Regions from separate parts of the Homo sapiens genome. Here region 1 is linked to region 2. Evidence: read pairs that join two places in POLR2A ChIA-PET (ENCODE). Cell type or tissue: CD4-positive, alpha-beta T cell. All regions are shown on one strand.

Evidence for each region. Peaks named below come from ENCODE experiments on the same cell type or tissue, not always from the same donor. Only the 100,000 strongest peaks of a DNase experiment are listed, where the experiment ranks them.
Region 1: POLR2A ChIA-PET joins it to region 2 with 6 read pairs; 7 of 35 experiments call an interaction of 5 or more read pairs at or near these places.

Annotation. Positions count from the first base shown.
Region 1 is chr2:69,697,915-69,700,414 of GRCh38, forward strand. It overlaps a transcript of ANXA4 not described here. Among named protein-coding and RNA genes, the nearest start is that of ANXA4, 43 kb to the right of the region's middle. In CD4-positive, alpha-beta T cell, no CTCF peak of the experiment used is centred here; no DNase peak of the experiment used is centred here; H3K27ac peaks cover 333 bases.
Region 2 is chr2:69,583,727-69,586,226 of GRCh38, forward strand. All of the region lies in intron 2 of AAK1 (AP2 associated kinase 1), which reads right to left. Among named protein-coding and RNA genes, the nearest start is that of AAK1, 59 kb to the right of the region's middle. In CD4-positive, alpha-beta T cell, no CTCF peak of the experiment used is centred here; a DNase peak (open chromatin) is centred at 975; H3K27ac peaks cover 316 bases.

The DNA of each region.
Region 1 (2,500 bases), 110 kb after region 2:
TGGGAGGATCTCTTAAGCCCAGGAGTTTGAGGCTAGCCTGGGCAACACAGTGAGACCCCATCTCAAAAAAAAAAAAAAAAAAAGAATACTATAGATTGAGTGGTTTAAAAACAACAGAAATTTATTTCTCACAGATCTGGAGGCCGAGAAGTCCAGGATCAAGGCACTGGCAGATTCAGAGTCTGATGTGGCCTGCTTTCTGGTTCATAGTTGTTATCACCTTGCTCTGTCCTCACATGACTGAAGGAGCAAGGAAGCTCTTCTGAGTCTCTCTCATACGAGCACTAATCTCATTCATGAGGGTTCTGCTCATTCATGAATTTCCTCCCAAAGGTTCCGCCTCCTAATACCATCACCTTGAGGATTGGGATTTTAACCTATGAATTTTGCGGGACACAAACATTCAGTCTATAGCAGATGGAAGATGAAGCCCAGCTTTCTAGGAAGCCCCCACCCGCAGAAATTTATGGAGCTAAAAAACTGCCCTTCAACTCCCTCCATTTCCTTGGCTGGCCTCTTCCCCCGACATCTCCCTGTTGTTTCTCCACAGGGAGCTTTTATTCATTGAGAAGGCCAGAACAGAGTGGGGACAGCCATGAGGTGCAGATAGTGGGAGCCTAGGGCGGCAGAGAAGGATGACCAGAGGGCCTGGGGGCAGGAGTGTCACCTATGGAAGGAATGGATCCTGGGGACAAGCTGCGTTGTCGGCTCTGACTAGGTGGGGCGGGGCAGGACTGTGCGATGGGCAAGTGTGAACTGTTACTGTCTCCATTATGCAGATGAAGGAACTGAGACTCGATCATGAGGGGGATTCAATTCTGGTCCTTGTCACTCTGAGGCTTGTGTCCTTTCTGCGCTACCAAGCTTTGTCTCTGCTTCTCAAGATGGTGATACAACTACTAATTCATAAAGCTCTGCAAGAGGGTGGTGGTTTTGAGTTGTAATTTCAATGAAGAGGGAGAAGAAGTAGAAAGAAACTAGGTTTATTTTTATGCTTTGGAATATTGATTGAAAGAATCAAAAGGATATAAGAGGATAAGGCAGGAAAAGTGGAACAAGAGCTAAACAACAAAGCCTGGAAAATAGACTATACTAATATCTTAAAAAGCTGATGGATTGAAGGAAAGATTCGGGTGAGGGGGGACAACTGAAGATATGAATCATGGGTAAAGAGGAGGATGTGATGGTCTTTGCCAAGCACCAGCACTGGCAGTGGGAGTGTGTGGGGTGGGGTCTAGCGCTCATGTTCATGACATAGAGGAGGACCTGGGCCTAGAGCCACTCAGTAAACTGGTGGCAGAGCCAGGGTAAACTTTGGTCTCCTGGCCCCACCTTCCAGGGCTCTTTTCTCTATTTTGTGCACTCAGAGAAGGGAGTTAAAAGATCAAAGATGTGGAAAGCACATGTGAAAAGTTAGAGGACACCCACATAGTAAGAAACTTAGGGCCAGGTGTGGTGGCTCATGTCTGTAATCCCAGCACTTTGGAGACTGAGGTGGGAGGATCACTTGAGCCCAGGAGTTCAAGACCAGCCCTGGCTACATAGTGAGACCTCATTCTATGAGAAAATGAGAAATAAATAAGCCAGGCGTGGTGGTGTGAACCCGTAGTCTCAGCTACTCAGGAGACTGAGGAGGGAGGATTCCTTGAGCCCAGGCTGCAGTGAGCTATGATCATGCCACTGTGTTCCAGCCTAGATGACAGTGAGACCCTGTCCCAAAAAACAAAACAAAACAAAACAAAAAACAAGAAACAAACAACAACAGAAAAAAAACAAATTTAGGCTTACCACTTGAGGTGGACTTGATACTCCTAAAACCTGAGGGGTAATAAAAAGATGCAGGTTGAGGTGCCAGGAACAAAGAATCCAAGACTGCAGCTTTGAGGCTTTCAAGGGAAGAGGGTCCATCATGACCAAGAAAAAATTTTCAGCACATGCTGTGCAGGTACCAGATGCAAGGAGTACTATAAAAAGTCTGAAGATGGCGACCTCCAGGGAATTTAGTCGCCCCAGCAGGAAGGCAGCCATTCCAAAGACGTCCCAATGCAGTGTATAATAGCCACAGGCAGTTAAGTTAGTCAGGAAAGTGAGCACCCAGAGAGAATGGAAGGAGAGAGGGAAAAACTGAAGAAATGTGTAGAAAGACAAAAATAAGACTTAACATTACGATTTTAGACAAAGCAGCATGAGGAAATGTAAATTTTTTTAAAGAAAGTGATTAGATAAAACATCCAAATGGAAACACATCTTGTAAACCGACGAAGCTCACAGACTGAATACAAAACATCACATTTTTATTTTAAACTTAAAAAATTAAAAATGTCGGATGTGGTGAAGCATGCTTATAGTCCCAGCTGCCCAGGAGGCTGAGGCGGGAGGATCTCTTGAGCCCAGGAGTTGGAGGCTACAGTGAGCTATGGCACCACTGCACTCCAGCTTGGGTGACACATCAAGGCTGTCTCTAAATAAATAAATACAAATAATTACATTCAAATAAAGT
Region 2 (2,500 bases):
TGATTCTTGGCCCTGAGTCCCTTTAGAGGCAACTCACTAGGTGCCATGAGCATTGTGGTTTGTGTTTCTATTCTAAGTTGACTTCGTTCCACTTTTTCAAGTTTCTGGATATTTTTTCAAGCTACGGATCTTCATCCACAGCACAAAATGTCCACTTAAAAAAATAAAGTGGATTTCTCACTCTTTCCCCTGAATGGAAAAAAAATGTCTTAGTTGTCTCTCCAGGTAAACCTGGGGTATCAGCCATGTTCTGATAGCCAGCTTCACCTGACCACCCTTCCCTAATAAGGAACCTCTTTTACAGAATAATTAACCTTCTACACTGCTCTCCAAGCTAATGGGGAACATCTGCTTAGGAGCCCTCCATGGCTGCTTCATCTCCCTCCCCGCAAAACCCACCCGCCTCCTTCAAGAAAGGCCCTAATGATTCTGGTATAGTTACCTTCTCTCCCTACCCCCTTTAACAATCTAGCATCTTCCTTAAAAAACACAATCAGGGAATCCTAACCAGGCAGGCGTGACTCCTAAGCAGATGGCAGGCCTCATAATTAGGTCATTACATAATACCTCTTCTCTAACTAGCTTCTCTCCACCTCATTCCGAGACTCTGGGTTGATGAGCTTTACACTGTGGTTACTTTAATTATAATTCGCTCTTGGGAACTTGGTAATACCATGTTTTGATAAAAGAAAAGAAATGGGGTAAGAGTATAAGAAAGTCAGAGTCAGAAGGTTGCTTTCAGCTTCAGTTTTGAATAGTCCAGACTTGTAGGGGTAACTTTTTCTCTTGGTGCCTTGGTTTCCCAACTTGTTTCAAGTTGGGAACTTGCCTCAAGCCAATCCCCAGTTGCACTGGTTCTAATACAGGACTCAAGCTAAACGTTACATCACATGACATGATTTCTAAGGGACACTACGTCACATTTAGGTGTCAGGTCAGGCTCTTGGTGACACACCATTGAACTAGATTGCACAAGGTGGTATCCTCACGCACACAGGCAGCGACTGGTCTCAGTAAGATCCCAGGTCAGCATCAAGTCTTTGAACTCCCTCAACCTTCAACCCCAGGCACTCAGAGACCTCGATTACTCACCAGGAAATCTAAAGCCTTCCACCTCACTTCCAGTGCAGCATCCCCACTCTGGTCTCCCTCCTTCTCCTAGAGCTTTCCACACTCTAAAAATCACTGTTCCCTTTGCCCAACAACTACACTGCCTTTCTTACCAATCTGTTTTTAGGGATCCTGGGTCTCATACCCATCTCATATCTGTATGAATAGTCTACAGTGAAGAAAAGTCATCTACATACATGTTCCCATTTCCTCATCACAATAAACCCAAATTATCATTTTGTAGATTCAAAAACTGAGGTCCAGATAAGTGTTATCCAAAAAAACTACATAAAAATTCAAGCTTTAATCGAGGATTATAAGAAGAGACTATTCTATGAAAAGGAGAGATCTATAATCTCCAATTGGCATAACATATAAGAGATATTCTTTTTTAAATTAATTTTTTGTAGAGATGGGGTCTCACTTTGTTGCCCAGGCTGGTTTCAAATCCCTGGCTTCAAGCAATCCTCCTGGCCCGGCCTCCCAAAGTATTGGGACTACAGGTGTGAGCCACTGCGCCCAGCCAGGAGATATTCTTAAGCTAGAGGTCCATGTCCCCACACCACCCCAACTCCCCAAGGACCTCTGGTTAACATTTATGCTTCGGCACTGAGTTTTCCAAGTTCTGACCCTGGACTGGGACAGTAGTTATGTTGGCCCCTGGTTCCAATGGGCTGGCCTAGGAGCTTGGTGCCTGTCATCACTGCAATTCTCAGACTCCAATACCTAACGCTACCCTCCTCTCCAGAGTCCTGTCCAAAGTCCTGTATCTCTCCTGCATCGTTAAAGGCAGCCTTGAGTTCTAAAACCTACTGAAAAATACCAGAAACCAAATTTAAGAATCACTTACCCAAAAAGTATGTTTGGACTAGATCAAAAGTTTTACATATGATGTGGCATATGGTACTAGGAAAAGAGGATGACCTTTCAGTCAGTAGTTTCCAGGGTTTGATTTCTAGCAATGAAACTTGTTTACATAAACTTGAGAAAGTTACTTAACTTCTTTAAGCCTCAGTTATTATCCATATTTTACAGATGTGGAAACTTTCTCCCCCAAAGCTATTGAAAAGCACTAAAGAAAAAAATATACAAAAATTGGCCTAGCACAGTGCTGGGCAAACAACTCTTCCCTCCACCTTCCCTCTGGCACCACCCTCTGCCTGATTGGTGCGGAGTGCTCCCTGCCCTCCGCACGTCACTGCCCCAAGGGGTCTGGGAAAAACTCCGAAAAATATGCAGTCTACAAGAACACTGTGAGATGAACCGGAGGATTATGAACTCATTAAAAAGAATAGCAAAGAGATCAGGGTGACCACCAGTGGGGCAGGTTTTGTCTAAGCACTGCATTTCTAAAATAATCATTATGCAGCTTTTTCAGGCCTTTTCCAGG